5 separate regions of the Homo sapiens genome follow, and all the other regions are linked to region 2. A link is a contact called in ENCODE Hi-C or POLR2A ChIA-PET data. All regions are on one chromosome and are shown on one strand. The core of a region is the stretch at or near the end of the contact, and the rest is flanking DNA. Distances in the headings are between cores, read along the strand shown.

What was found. Hi-C counts contacts between places; a loop is a spot of excess contacts on that map. ChIA-PET counts read pairs that join two places held with the same protein, here RNA polymerase II (POLR2A). Pooled maps may share reads with other maps.
Region 1: a loop to region 2 is called in a pooled map, with 3 times the contacts of the local background. The contact joins the enhancer-like site here to the promoter of PRPF8 in region 2. A Hi-C loop is called at or near these places in 7 of 50 pooled maps. POLR2A ChIA-PET finds 5 or more read pairs at or near these places in 3 of 52 experiments (BJ, activated CD8-positive, alpha-beta memory T cell and activated naive CD4-positive, alpha-beta T cell).
Region 3: POLR2A ChIA-PET joins it to region 2 with 11 read pairs in activated T-cell. The contact joins the enhancer-like site here to the promoter of PRPF8 in region 2. A Hi-C loop is called at or near these places in 1 of 168 maps with a recorded cell type or tissue (naive thymus-derived CD4-positive, alpha-beta T cell) and 10 of 50 pooled maps. POLR2A ChIA-PET finds 5 or more read pairs at or near these places in 9 of 52 experiments (CD4-positive, alpha-beta T cell, Caco-2, MCF 10A and 6 more).
Region 4: a map of B cell shows a loop between it and region 2 (12-fold over the local background). The contact joins the enhancer-like site here to the promoter of PRPF8 in region 2. A Hi-C loop is called at or near these places in 9 of 168 maps with a recorded cell type or tissue (B cell, K562, colonic mucosa and 6 more), 2 of 37 single-sample maps with no recorded cell type and 12 of 50 pooled maps. POLR2A ChIA-PET finds 5 or more read pairs at or near these places in 7 of 52 experiments (B cell, CD4-positive, alpha-beta T cell, PC-9 and 4 more).
Region 5: a pooled map shows a loop between it and region 2 (2.4-fold over the local background). The contact joins the enhancer-like site here to the promoter of PRPF8 in region 2. A Hi-C loop is called at or near these places in 2 of 50 pooled maps. POLR2A ChIA-PET finds 5 or more read pairs at or near these places in 6 of 52 experiments (HEK293, HEK293T, PC-9 and 3 more).

What each region holds. Positions count from the first base shown.
Region 1 is chr17:1,472,428-1,475,374 of GRCh38, forward strand. It overlaps MYO1C (myosin IC), which reads right to left. Exons shown (of 32, transcript NM_001080779.2): 15 at 2,511-2,605; 16 at 2,385-2,431; 17 at 2,183-2,263. Among named protein-coding and RNA genes, the nearest start is that of CRK, 18 kb to the left of the region's middle. RefSeq lists a silencer at 1,505-1,594 and enhancers at 2,405-2,534, 2,685-2,754. Within about 2 kb of position 1,549, at least 2 of the 41 ENCODE cell types and tissues checked have a DNase peak (open chromatin) inside an H3K27ac peak, as active enhancers do.
Region 2 is chr17:1,683,416-1,686,351 of GRCh38, forward strand. It overlaps PRPF8 (pre-mRNA processing factor 8), which reads right to left and starts at 1,452. Exons shown (of 43, transcript NM_006445.4): 1 at 1,365-1,452; 2 at 1,057-1,167; 3 at 118-286. The coding sequence starts at 1,156.
Region 3 is chr17:1,845,934-1,848,734 of GRCh38, forward strand. All of the region lies in intron 4 of RPA1 (replication protein A1), which reads left to right. Among named protein-coding and RNA genes, the nearest start is that of RPA1, 17 kb to the left of the region's middle. Within about 2 kb of position 1,460, at least 3 of the 41 ENCODE cell types and tissues checked have a DNase peak (open chromatin) inside an H3K27ac peak, as active enhancers do.
Region 4 is chr17:1,864,333-1,867,032 of GRCh38, forward strand. All of the region lies in intron 5 of RPA1 (replication protein A1), which reads left to right. Among named protein-coding and RNA genes, the nearest start is that of RPA1, 36 kb to the left of the region's middle. Within about 2 kb of position 1,312, at least 2 of the 41 ENCODE cell types and tissues checked have a DNase peak (open chromatin) inside an H3K27ac peak, as active enhancers do.
Region 5 is chr17:1,902,934-1,905,633 of GRCh38, forward strand. No RefSeq gene overlaps it. Among named protein-coding and RNA genes, the nearest start is that of RPA1, 74 kb to the left of the region's middle. RefSeq lists enhancers at 1,236-1,285, 1,366-1,415. Within about 2 kb of position 1,423, at least 2 of the 41 ENCODE cell types and tissues checked have a DNase peak (open chromatin) inside an H3K27ac peak, as active enhancers do.

The DNA.
Region 1 (2,947 bases), core at 299-2,798, 210 kb before region 2:
ACCTCAGTCTACGAGCCTCACTCCAGCCTAAAACTCCTGCTCAGGTCTCCCAGCAACCTCAGTGCTACACCTCCCTTTAGTGGCCCTTCTTTTTCTTTCTAGAACTTCAGGGCTGCGTTCCTAAACAGCATGTCCCATGCTACGCATTCAGCTAGTATCTGGGTATGCTGCTCTGCGGGACCTGGAAGGATCTCAGGCCTGGCGGAGGAGCACGCTCCTTGGCAAAGACTCACAATCCCGGTGTTCCGAGAGTAGCAGGTGTATGCCTGTGGGTTCTGAGAGCCCCACAAAGGGACAATTCATCCAGTCTGAGGGTTAGGGGGCACCAGGTGACGTCTTCTGGAAATGACGCTCTGCTGAGCTTTAAAGGATAAGGAGGAGGGGCGGGTGAAGTGGCTACAGGGAAGGACTGAGGGGGAGCTGCTAAGTACTCCGGCAAGATCCAGTGGCTGGACAAGGGAGACAAGGAGAGAAAAGAACGAGGGGGCCGGAGCCGGGCGCGGTGGCTCACGCCTGTCATCCCAGCACTTTGGGAGGCCGAGGCGGGCGGATCACCTGAGGTCAGGAGTTTAAGACTAGCCTGGCCAACATGGTGAAACCCCATCTCTACAAAAATAAAAAAATTAGCCGGGCACGATGGCGGGTACCTGTAATCCCAGCTACTCGTGAGTGTGAAGTGGGAGAATGGCGTGAGCCCAGGAGGCAGAGGTTGCAGTGAGCCGAGATCGCGCCACTGCACTCCAGCCTGGGTGACAGAGCGAGACTCCGTCTCAAAAACAAAAACAAAAACAAAAAAGGGGATGACACCCAGGTTTCTGGCCTGGGGGACTGGGTCAAAGAAGGAGAAAGCCTGGAGGGGCAGACCAAGGGCCCGTTTGTTATAGACCAGTGGGATCTAGGGTGCCCTGGGGCCACCTAGGGGAAGAGGATGAGATACACGAGTCTGTGGCTTGCTGGAGAGGCCTGGGCGGGAGGGTGTGTAGGCATCCTCAGCAGGGAGACGCTAGGGCCGGGAGGATGTGGTGCTTCGGGAGAGGGTGGGGTGGACGGCAGCAGCGGGCAGGGGCACAGTGAGCCACACCCTGGGCAGCATGTCGCCTGCATGCCCTCCCTGCCAGGCAGTCTGGCTTCCACCTCCCTATGGACTCACTGACCTCACTCTTCTGGGGCTCCCCTGACCCTCTTTTTGCCAAGCCCAACAGCCGTACCTCCGCCTTCAGCTCGCTGGAGCCCTCCCTGCATCTGGCACCCTGGCCATGCCTGCCTTTCCCCCGGTCCTTCTCCTTGATGCCATCGCTTTCCTGCTCACCTCATGGCCTTTTTAGACTCTCTGTGTCTGGACTGGGCCCTCACTATAGGTTCATCTGACATTCCCAAGTCATCTCCAATGCTTCCTCCTCCAGGGAGCCTCCCCAACCCCTCACCCCTTCCGCCCCGTCAGGCCGTTTGCTGTTCCCTCTTCTAAGTTTGCAAAGCACCCTGTGCACATGTTGCTGCAGGCACACCCACTCATTGTGGTACCTCAGTGCCTGGCAGTGTCTGCTATAAATGTCTGCTGAGTGGGTAGACACATGACAGCAACCGCACAGAGGCAGCTGTCAACATATGGGCACCCACAGAGACAGACGTACACAAGGATTCCCCTACAGACACAGCCCACACTGAAGACACACGACTCCACTATAGACACAGCACACACACACAAGTAGGCAAACAGGGACAGGCGTGGTGGCTCACACCGGTAATCCTAACACTTTGGGAGGCCGAGGCAGGTGGATCACCCGAGGTCAGGAGTTTGAGACCAGCCAGGCCAACATGGTGAAACCCCATCTCTACTTAAAATACAAAAAATTAGCCGGGCATGGTGGCAGGCGCCTGTAATCCCAGCTACTCAGGAGACTGAGGCAGGAGAATCGCTTGAACCAGGGAGGTGGAGGTTGCAGTGAGCCCAGATTGCGCCACTGCACTCCAGCCTGGGCAACAGAGCGAGACCCTGTCTCAAAAAAAAAAAAAAAAAAAAAAAGTAGGCAAAGAGGCACCTAAGGCAGCCCCCTACAGACACCTGCAGATGTGCACGGGCTCACACGCGTTCACACGCACGCTGCCAGCTCCCAGGCTCACACAGGCCCTCATGCACACTCAGGCGCATGCACCCCTGCGCCCGGTCCCGCCACCTCCTCACCGTCTCTGGCCGCTTCTTGTCACTGAGCTCGCTCCGGTCAAAGCACTGGCTCATAATGGGATTCTTTGAGCTACACATGGTCTGTGTGGGCAGAGCCGGGGTCAGGGTGGGGCACAGGGACAGGCAGGACAGGCTCCTGGACACAGGTGCAGAGCTGTGGGCTATCCCCACCCCCACCCCGGCCTCCCCACGTCCTCCTCACCTCCTTAAGGTTCCGGAAGAGAAGGTCATTGTTTTTGTCCAGAAACCCTGGGAGGGGAGAACCGACGTGAGGTGAGACAGAGCCTCCCCGCAGGCCCCTGTGGGGACACAGCCCCAGGATCCTCACCGGTCACGCTGTAGGTCACCTCCCCCGCATAGTGCAGAAGGCGGAATTCCCCTCGGCCCAGAGATTTCCTGGTCCGCTGGTCAGCCAGCTTGTGCCTGGGGGTGACAGGGAGGAAGCTGCAGATGGCTGCCGGCCTGAGCCAAGCCCTCTGCCTGCTGAAAGGGCCTCAGGAGCAGGAACCAGCTGCCCAGGTGCACCCCAGGCCGGGCACAGTGGCTCACGGCTGTAATCCCAGCAGTTGGGGAGGCCGAGGTGGGTAGATCACAAAGTCAGTACTTCGAGACCAGCTTGGTCAATATGGTGAAACCCCATCTCTACCAAAAATACAAAAATTAGCCAGGCGTGGTGGTGGGCGCCTGTAGTCCCAGCTACTCAGGAGGCTGACAAAGGAGAATCGCTTGAACCTGGGAGGCAGAGGTTGCAGTGAGCCGAGATGG
Region 2 (2,936 bases), core at 202-2,701:
TCTCCTTTCTCTTATATCCACCAAGATGAGCTGTCAAAGCATCAATCCAAGACTGTGGGACAGGGAGAAGGGAAAAGGGCCAAATTCCAAATGAAATTATTTCAGGATGTTCCTTACCCCAAGTAAACCCTTTTGTCATGGCGGAACTTCCTGTTGGTCATGTCTCCATGGTCTCGAATGATCTTCCTGACATGTTCTGGGGGCATGTCTTCCTTCTGGGCATCCACAAACCCAAACTTCCGCTTTTCTGCATAGCGCTTGGCCTGCAATTGCTGCCATTTTCGAGCTGGAAAGGCACCTCAGTTTAAAGGCCTGCACACCCTCCCCCTAATCCTCTTCACCTCTTGCCCTAGGGTAAGCTCCTGTCAGTGAGTGTGAGGGAGAAGCAGGCACCAGCAGGAAGAAGCACCCCTTGCCAATTCCCTTACCATTTTACTCTGTTTTTCCTTTCATCACATTGATCACTATCTGACTTTTTTTTTTTTTTTTGAGAGGTTGTTTCACTCTGTCTCCCAGGCTGGAGTGCAATGGTGCGATGTCGGCTCACTGCAACCTCCGCCTCCTGGGTTCAAGCCATTCTCCTGCCTCAGCCTCCCCAGTAGCTGGGATTATAGACACGCGCCACCACACACGACTCATTTTTGTATTTTTCGTAGAGACGAGGTTTCACTGTGTTGGCCAGGCTGGTCTCGAACTCCTGACCTCAGGTGATCCGCCCGCCTGGGCCTCCCAAAGTGCTGGGATTACAACCGTGAGCCACCGCGCCCGGCCTGACATTTTTATTACAGAGCTTCAAGGTTTTGTTATTCTCTGTCTCTCCCGCTGTAATTTAAACCCCGTAAGGACAGGAATTTTGTCTCCGTCACTACTGTACCCCCGCTGGATCAGCGCTTGCAAATAATACGCGCTTAAAATGACTTGATGAAAAATTAACTGGAAATAACAAGGGAGCTGACACCTCAGGAGCTGCCCAAACGGGGAGGGTCCCCACCCGCCTGCGCGCGCGCACACCCGCCCCGCCTCCGGCCCGCGCGCCGCTCCACACTCTCGCCTCACCTTTCTCCTGCAGCTTCTCCTCCGACATGTAGTCCGGTAGCGGGGCTAGAGGGCCAGGCACCGGGTTACCCGGCCCTCGATAAGGAAACACTCCGGCCATATCCGGAGAATCTGGGGAGCGGCGGGATAGAAAAATTCACTAACCACAGGCCCGGGCCCACAAGAAGCGCAGCAGAAAGGCGTCCGGGGACCCCGGCCTGCAGTCCCGCCACACAGTGCATCCAGCCCCGCCCGGCCTAACCCCTTCGGTCACTCGGCCCGACCCGACCACGCCTCCCGCAGCCCGGCCTTAAACGCCTGCCACGCACCCCACAGGCCCTCACACAAGAGGCCGCTTTCCCCGCAGCGCAATGGCGGCCAGACTGCGTCCGCTCCGCGTTCCCAGCGCCGGGAAGTGCGCAACCCGAGTTCAGCAGTTGATCCAGTCGGCGCCGAGGTGCTCAGATGGATTAGTGAGACGACCAATTAGAGTTGCACACTGCGCCGAGGAGGCGGGCCCATAGGCGGAAAGGCTTTGAACGCAAGGGGGTGTGGTCGGGGTGAAGCCCCGCCTCCTCCATTTCCGAGGCTGTTTCTGGGGCCTCTGACAGACCTCAGCGTGTGATGGGCTCCCGGCGTCGCACTGTGAGAGAGCGAAGTCTAAAGGGTTTGAATAAATTTGCCAAGATTGCGCATTGTACGATGTCTGTTGTCATCAATGTGTACATGCAATGCAGTACTAGCTCCTGGACAGTCATTTGTTCATGCATTCATTCATTTAACCATCACTGTCTACCGAGGACGAGGGATAAAGCAGGAAAAAAGACAACCAGTAGAGTTCACAGGGGAGCAGAAAGGCAGGCAAGAATTAAGACCTTGGCCGGGCGCGGTGGCTCACGCCTGGAATCGCAGCACTTTGGGAGGCCGAGGCAGGCGGATCACTTAAAGCCAGAAGTTCGAGGCCAGCCTGGCCAACATGGTGAAACCCCGTCTCTACTAAAAATACAAACATTAGCCGGGCGTGGTGGCGGGCGCCTGTAGTCCCAGCTACTCGGGAGGCTGAGGCAGGAGAATCGCTTGACCCGGGAGGGGGAGGTTGCAGTGAGCCAAGATCGCGCCACTGCACTCCAGCCTGGGTGACAGAGCGAGACTCTGTCTCGGGGGAAAAAAAAAAGTCTGAAATTCTGTGGAGGGTGCAGAGGAATTGTAACCCATACAGCCCCTGAATCTAGTTGAGAATTTACAAATCAAAGTGAAATAATTAGAAAAAAATTCAAAGGATGTCAATGTGCTTTCAGAACGGTAAAAATTTAAAAAATATTCCTTTTGTTTTTTTGAGACAGGGTCTCACTCTGTTGCCCAGACTGGAGTGCAATGGCGCGATCTCAATTCATCACAACCTCCACCTCCCAGGATCAAGCAATTCTCCTGCCTCAGTCTCCAGAGTAGCTGGATTACAGGCACGCGCCACTACTGCCGGCTAAGTTTTGGATTTTTAGTAGAGACAGGGTTTCACTATGTTGGCCAGGCTGGTCTCAAACTCCTGACCTTACGAAATCCTCCTGCCTCGGCCCTCCCAAAGTGCTGGGATTACAGGCGTGAGCCCCCATGCCCGGCCTGAAATCTATTTTTTAATGCTGGGTGTTCTAAAGGTCCCTACAGTCAAAAAAGACAGAGGAGAATTGTTAAAGATTTGATGGAGATGGATGGATGTGAGGATTTCATAAAGGTAAATGGAGAGGAAGGAAAAAGGTAATCCCAAGTGGTAGAACTACTAGAAAGAGTTAAGAAAGAAGCCGGGCACCGTGACTCATACCTGTAATCCTAGCACGTTGGGAGGCAGCGGCGAGAGGATTGGTTAAACTCATGAGTTTAAGACTAGCCTGGGCAACATACTGAGA
Region 3 (2,801 bases), core at 210-2,709, 160 kb after region 2:
AAAAAGACCAAAACAACAACAACAAAAACCGAGATAAAAAATGATAACAATACTAAGAGGTTTAAGTAATTAGTTTTTTAAATTCTGTTATACTGATTTTAGGACTCTTACATTTTCTCCAGCTGTTCTTTTTTCCTACCTCTTTATCTCTGTGTTGGTTGGATTTCACTCAATAACTTTTTTCTGGACTGGCTCTTTAGTGCCGTCTTCCCCATTATCAGCCTGTTGGTCTTTATGCTAGAATGACCACTTGCCTGGCTGTCTATTGTTAGGTTATGTGGCTTTACCCTCAGAATTTTGTCTTCTGGCATTGAATGTTGATCTGGAGAAGTCTTAAGGCCAGCCTGGTTTGATTTCTTCCCTTGTAGGAAGCTTTGCTTTTTTTTTTTTTTTTTTTTTTTCTCCTGAGGCCTCACTCTGGTTGCCCAGGCGGGAGTGCAGTGGCACCATCAGGGCTCACTGTAGCCTTGACCTCCCGGGCTCAGGTGATTCTCCCACCTCAGCCTCCCGAGTAGCTGGGACTACAGGCGCCCACCACCACGCCTGGCTAATTTTGTTTTGTATTTTTAGTAGAGACGGGGTTTCACCATGTTAGCCAGGATGGTCTCGATCTCCTGACCTCGTGATCCACCTGCCTCAGCCTCCCAAAGTGCTGGGATTACAGGCGTGAGCCACCGTGGCCGGCCGTCCATATTCTTTTTTCTTCTGGTATGTGGTATGCTTGTTCAGTCTGCCGATTCAGTTCTTTTCAACGAAGTTTTTCTGTGTGTTATTCCTTAATGTTGTTTTCTATTTCACTTATTGAGTTCCAGTTTTTTACATACGTTGTAGATAACTTTGATCTCCGCATAGGTCTTTACTTTAACCTTTTTTCTGATGGATGCATTGGCTTGCTTCGAGGTTTTCCAACGTAATAGTACAGTTTTTAGTTTTCTCTCTTCTACTCCTCAATCTTTATAAATTATTAGATGTATAATAGTATTGATTTTGTTCTGTTTTTTTCTTAGCTGTTCAAGCTCCCTTTTCTTCTTAGTCTCTTGTTTTAGCTCATCTTTTGACTGTTAATTTGTTGGATTCATATAGTCGTACTTATTTTGCCAATCGCTTTTGGGAAGTGTCACTCCTTTTCTTGGCTTGTACTTTCTTCCAGAGTGGGTTCTTTAATCGGCTTTGCCTCCCTGTTGCTTTCCCTTTTATGCATTGTTGTGTATTGTATTGTTGCTTTGTCATCATCCCTTTTTATTTTGTTCATGCTTAATGTGGACAGTCCTGTCCAGACTTGGTATTTGCTCTGACATAGTCTAGGCTAGGTACATGTTGCCAACCTTCTCACTTGGGACCTTTTATCTTCCACTCCAGGCTATCTTGGAGCGCTTAAGTGGTGTTTTGCAGCCACTTTTCTGTCCTCCAGGGCATGGTTGTGGGAGAGGGTGGAAGTGTTGCTGGGATTGAGTGCAGTCCTTGCTGGGAAACTTCACAGCCCACTCTCTCCAGTCACGGAGACAGCTCCACTCCCCTGGGCTTTGCCTGATGGCACTGCCTCAGCTTGCAGGCTTGCCTCATATTCTTTTGTACCTCTGCTGAGAGCCTGTGTGTGCGGCTGGGTTTATTTACTCCTTGCTTTTTTGGTGATCATTCAGGTTTATTCTAAACAGGACTTGAGCAGTCATCCTTGTACTTTATCTTAACGTGTTTATGCTTTTATTTCTGAATAACAGATCATTAGAATTTGTATTGTGGGGTCAACGGACATCTGTGGAAAGTATACTAATTATACTCATAAATGTTATATAAGAGTATCTATTGGCCAGGCACAGTGGCTCAGGCCTGTAATCCCAGCACTTTGAGAGGCTGAGGCGGGGCAGATCACAAGGACAGGAGATCGAAACCAGCCTGGCCAACATGGTGAAACCCCATCTCTACTAAAAATACACAAATTAGCTGGGCGTGGTGGCGGGTGCGGCCTGTAATCTCAGCTACTCAGGAGGCTGAGGCAGGAGAATCGCTTGAACCCAAGAGGCGGAGGTTGCAGTGAGCCGAGACTCCAGCCTCGGTTACAGAGCAAGACCCCATCTCCAAAAAAAAAAAGCGTATCTCTGAATAGACAAATCCATAGAAACAAATTCAATGACTGGTTCTCAGGGGTGGTAGAGTGTGGAGTGACTGTCATTGTACACATGGTTTCTTTTGCTGATGACAACAGTGTTCTAAAGTGAGGTAGTGGTGATGCTTGCATAACTGCAAAATGCAAAACCCATAGGATTATCCACTCTGGAAGGGTGAGTTCATTATGGTACGTGAATGATATCTCAATAAACATGTTATTTAAAAAGAAGTGTTTGCCATTAAGCTTGTCAACATACTGTGTATTAGTCATATTTTAAAGAATAATTATCAGCCAGGCACGGTGGCTCATGCCTGTAATCCCAGCACTTTGGGAGGCTGAGGCAGGCAGATCACCTGAGGTCAGGAGTTTGAGACCAGCCTGGTCAACATGGTGAAACCCGTCTCTACTAAAAATACAAAAATCAGCCGGGCATGGTGGCACATGCCTGTAATCCCAGCTACTCGGGAGGCTGAGGCAGGAGAATTGCTTCAACCCGGGAGGCAGAAGTTGCAGTGAGTCAAGATTGCGCCATTGTACTCCATCCTGGGTGACAAGTTTTTCTTGCCCAGGCTGGAGTGCAATGGTGCCATCTCGGCTCACTACAACCTCTGCCTCCCGAGTTCAAGCAATTCTCTGCCTCAGCCTCCTGGGTAGCTGGGATTACAGATGTGCACCACCATGCCTGGCTAATTTT
Region 4 (2,700 bases), core at 62-2,561, 180 kb after region 2:
TTGAGACCAGCCTGGCCAACATGGTGAAACCTCGTCTCTACTAAAAATACAAAAAAATTAGCTGGGCATAGTGGCACGCGCCTGTATTCCCAGCTACTAGGGAGGCTGAGGCAGGAGAATCGCTTGAACCTGGGAATCGGAGGTTGCAGTGAGCTGAGATTGCACCATTGTACTCCAGCCTGGACAACAAGAGTGAAACTCTGTCTCAAAAATAAATAAATAAAAATAACTTTAACAACATAGTTCTTCAATTAGTCCATAACTAACTTTTACTATTAGTAGGGTTTTCACTTAAGGGTAAGTGGAATTGAACCCAGTAATTCTTAGGCTGGACCTTAGGTGGATCACCTGAGGTCAGGAGTTCAAGACCAGCCTGGCCAACATGGTGAAACGCCGTCTCTACTAAAAATAAAAAAAATTAGCCGAGTGTGGTGGCGGGCACCTGTAATCCCAGCTACTCGGGAGGCTGAGGCAGGAGAATCACTTGAGCCCGGGAGGTGGAAGTTGCAGTGAGCCGAGATTGTGCCATTGCACTCCAGCCTGGGCGACAGAGTGAGACTTGTCTCAAAAAAATAAAATAAAAACAAATTAGTTGGGCGTGGTGGTTCACGCTCCCAGCTACTGGGAAAGCTGAGGTGGGAAGTAATTCTTGCATCCTGTCTTCGTTTTCCTACCTGGAACTGAGTCCTGGCCTTTGCCTAAGTGAGATAATGGAAAGGAAAGGAAAGTTGGAGAATCTCAGGTCTGGACCTTAGCAGTGAATTCAGCACAATCGCAGAATGTTGAGGTAGAGGAAACTGTTGTAGAGATCAGTTGATCAGTTTTTAATCATTAAATAAAAACGTGAATGAGGCAGTGAAGTAACTTCCCCAAGGTCACACAATGGGTTGCTACAAGAAATGAGAATGAGCATTTGTCATTTCCCAGTGAGAACAGTTTCCATTGTGCCCGGACCTTCAAAGATTAACCTTCATACCAAAGTTTTTGCCTACTTGAAAATTGTATTTAAGTACATAGATCGTGTGAGTGAGTCTACTGCGGGAATGTTATATACATAATTAAAATTATCTCTATTTCACATTTATATATTTGTCCATTAAAACTTGCATAATTAAATAAATGTAAAATATAACTGAGATAATCAGACATCTGTTTTCTTTAATAAACATTAATCTTGAATAGATAATATGGTTAAATGATTTCAAAAAGATAATGTAGTTACATGATTTAAAGTTATAGCTACCGAATTGTGTGTGCAGAGAAATCTTACTCCTACCCTTGCCGCCCCTGCCACCCACTGCTGCCCTCTAGAGGTAAAGTTTTCGTGGTTTCTTTTTATCCTTCAGGCGTTTCTTCATGAGAATGTAACCAAATACAAATATATATTCTCGTTCCGTACTCCACTTTGCCTACACAAAAGGCAGCATACTGTGTACACTATCGTGTCTTTTTCTCCTGCTTTTACTTATTTATTATTATTTTAATAGAGATGAGACCTCACTATGCTGTTCAGGCTGGTCTCAAACTCCTGGGCTCAAGCGATTCTCCCACTTCAGTCTCCCAAAGTGCTAGGATTACAGGCGTGAGCGCTGCGCCCAGCCATATCCTGTTTTTTTAAAGTTTTCTGGCCAGGTGTGGTGGCCCCCGCCTGTAATCCCGACACTTTGGGAGGCCAAGCTTGGCAGATCGCTTGAGCTCAGGAGTTTAAGACCAGCCTGGGCAACATGACGAAACCCTGTCTCTACCAAAAATACAGAAAATTAGCCAGGCGTGGTGGTGTACACCTGCAGTCCTAGCCACCCGGGAGGCTGAGGTGAGAGGATCACTTGAGCCTGGGAGAAAGAGGCTGCAGTGAGCCAGGGCTGTGCCACTACACTCCAGCCTGGGTGACAGAGTGAGACTCCATCTCAAAAAACAACAAAAAAATTTTTTTTTGGCCTAGAGATAATCCCATATACTTGTATATGCTTAGAGATCTTTTTTTTTTCTTTTTTCTTTTTTTGAGACGGAGTCTCTCTGTCACCCAGGGTGGAGTGCAATGGCGCAATCTCGGCTCAGTGCAACCTCTGCCTCTTGGGTTCAAGCAGTTCTCCTGTCTCAGCTTGCCTAGTAGCTGGGACCACAGGAGCCCACCACCACGCCCGGCTAAATTTTTTATATTTTTAGTAGAGATGGGGTTTTACCATGTTGGCCAGGCTGGTCTCGAACTCCTGACTTCAAGTGATCTGCCCACCTCTGCCTCCCGAAGTGCTGGGATTATAGGCGTGGGCCACTGCGCCCGGCCACCGGCTAATTTTTTTATATTTTTAATAGATATGGGGTTTTACCATGTTGGCCAGGCTGGTCTCAAACTCCTGACTTCAGGTGATCTGCCCACCTCTGCCTCCCGAAGTGCTGGGATTACAGGCGGGGACCGCTGTGCCCGGCCACCGTTTTAGTTTTTACACTGAAATTATTCATGCTGCTTCTGTCTTATACTGTTGTGGGTTCTTGATTTATGGTGTTTCGGGCTTCATTTTCACACAACTTGGAATGTGCGGGTTTTCTCTGTTCCCTGGTTTCACTGAAGATGTCGTTTCTAATGAGAGATGTGTATACGTCTGTGTGCACGTGCATGTATGTGTATGCAGTTGGCATTCATTCCTGTTGCTCTGTATTGGTTTTTAGAGTGGGAAGATGTGGGGCTAGGCCATCATTATG
Region 5 (2,700 bases), core at 173-2,672, 220 kb after region 2:
TCGTGATCTGCCCGCCTCTGCCTCCCAAAGTGCTGGGATTACAGGCGTGAGCCACCACGCCCAGCCTTAGTATGTGACTTTTTTTTTTTTTTTTTTTTTTTTTGAGATGGAGTTTCGCTCTTGTTGCCCAGGCTGGAGTGCAATGGCGTGATCTTGGCTCACTGCAAACTCTGCCTCCCAGGTTCAAGCAATTCTCCTGCCTCAGGCTCCCGAGTAGCTGGGATTTACAGGTATATGCCACCGCGCCCAGCTAATTTTCTATTTTTAGTAGAGACCATGTTGGTCAGGCTGGTCTCAAACTCTCGACCTCAGGTGATCCGCCCACCTTGGTCTCCCAAGGTGCTGGGATTACAGGCGTGAGCCACCGCGCCCAGCCAGTGTGTGACTTAAAGATATCTGTCCCTGAGAGCTATGGACTATTTAGAGCAAGGCTTGGGGGCTAAGTAGTCATATCACAGTGATATTAAAATGCAGTTGAGGGGGAAATTGCTGGAAGACTGGAGTCAATCAGGAAAGACTTCACAAAGAATTGGGTGATTTGAGACTCACTGATTAGAGCCTTCATTTAGGTCGGGGCTGTCCGGTCTGTATGAGGCAGACCGAGAGCAACACTGGTAACAGTGGCATGCGCTGTGTTCGTCACTGACACGAAGCCACGCGGTGCCACGGAGGCTGGGTAGAGGTACTGAACGGAAATGGGTTCCTGGTGCAAATAGGACAGTGTTTGACTATGGGCTGAGTGAAAGTTTCTTTTTTTTTTTTTTAATTTTTTATTTTTTTGAGATGGAGTCTCTCTCTGTTGCCCAGGCTGGAGTGCAATGGCACGATCTCGGCTCACTGCAACCTCCACCTCCCAGGTTCAAGCGATTCTTCTGCCTCAGCCTCCCGAGTAGCTGGGATTATACAGGCGTGTGTCACCACATCTGGATAATTTCTGTATTTCTAGTAGAGACAGGGTTTCACCATGTTGGCCAGGCTAATCTCGAACTCCCGACCTCAGGTGATCCGGCCTCCTCGGCCTCCCAAAGTGCTGGGATTACGGGCGTGAGACACTGTGCCCGGCCAGTAAGAGGTTCTTGTGTTATCCATTGCCATACCCCTAACCTGCATTGGGTTTGTCGTGACAGTGTCTGACTTGCCAGTGAGCTCGTGGGTGTTTGTGAGAGGCTTTGAACCAGCCACCTGGCTGCATTTGCAGCTTCTCAGGCTCTTAGTAGCTGTCGCTTTACACCCTCTCCTTAGCTGTTGATGAGTCTCAAAATGTATACTTTTCAATAAAACAAATCTTTTTTTCAGCCTTGAATAGACCCTGTGAAAAACTGAATCCCACCTGCCTCGTGAGAAATATTTATATAGCCAACTCAGAAGTGATCGTGTAAACTTTTAATAATTGCGAGCCGTTCTTATAAAATTATGCCCGTTCCCTAGTGCATTACCCAGTTGGTAATTGGAAGTTTGTGCTGTCATTAAAAATGACAGCTTCCTCAGATAACATTCTCGGTGCTTGTAAAATGCAAATAACCAAACCTATATTTAACTTATGTGTGTTGCAGCTTCCTTTCAACGGCCAGGTAACCTAGGGGGCTGGTGCCTGTTAAAGAGGAGGGCTTGCCGCGGGGAACTGCAGCTTTGTGCTCTTCAATGCCCAGCCCTGAAATGGAGTTAGAACAGGCAGGACTTTTTAAAAATAAGCCCCAGTTGGACTCTCATCTCCTCTCACCGTTGACACTGCTGTTCATGTTGAAGTTTATTTATATCTTCAGTCAGCCATGGTACAGAGGTCATTTCCATTGGCCTAAAATTTTAGAGGCTTATATGTTTGCCTGGGAAAGCTGATCTCCTCAGCACTTAGGCTTGTAATGCAAAGCCTGTCTCTTGCAGAAGCTTTTCTGCTTCCATAACACGGCGACTCCCACCGTCACCACCACCACCAATTTCCTGCTCCACGATTTATTCAAAATCTGAATAGCTGTATAAGGTGCATCCCTGCAAATGAGCTCTCCTCCTCTAATGGGCTCTTTCCAGGCAGCAAACCTTTCACAAAGGAGCCACTAATTAAGCAAAAAACAGTTTGTCTTGCTTAGCCACGTTTCAGGAGTCCAGCAGTCAGTTTAGAAGACGGCAACATCCTTTACAGCCGTGATGGTAATAATATTCTTTTGTCTCATACCAGGGTCTCTAACTGGCAATTTGGGTGTCTGGGTGTGCGTGTGTCCCTGTTCTGTCTTGCTCTCCATCTTGAAGAGGAAAATTTGTTTCCGTGGACTTTTATTTTTTTGGAAATCCTTGTTAAAGTTACTCTGTAAGGATCAAACCCACACCAAGCCTTCCTGGTTGGAAAGAGGCGCTGCCTGAGTGTCGATTTGCAGTGGGGGCACGCGCAGGCTCTCCGGGAAAACGCCTGTCAGTCAAAGCGGCTCTCTCGTGAGAGCGTCTGACTGCTCGGTTCCCTTCCATCTCCGTCTGCTGGAGAATTGAAGGTGTTAGCAGGTTCACCGGGCAGCAACGCTCAGACCGATGTGCAGGCCACCGCCGCATGCTGCACGTGCCTCCTAATAGAACCTTGAGCTCCCGCAGCCAAGCCTCATTTTGTGTGTGTGTTATTAAAGTGCCGGTGACTAGGAAAAGCAGAGCCCTCTTAATTAGAGAGCGACATCCTTGCATAGTGGTAGTGTTCCGTTTGTGGCATAATTGTCACAG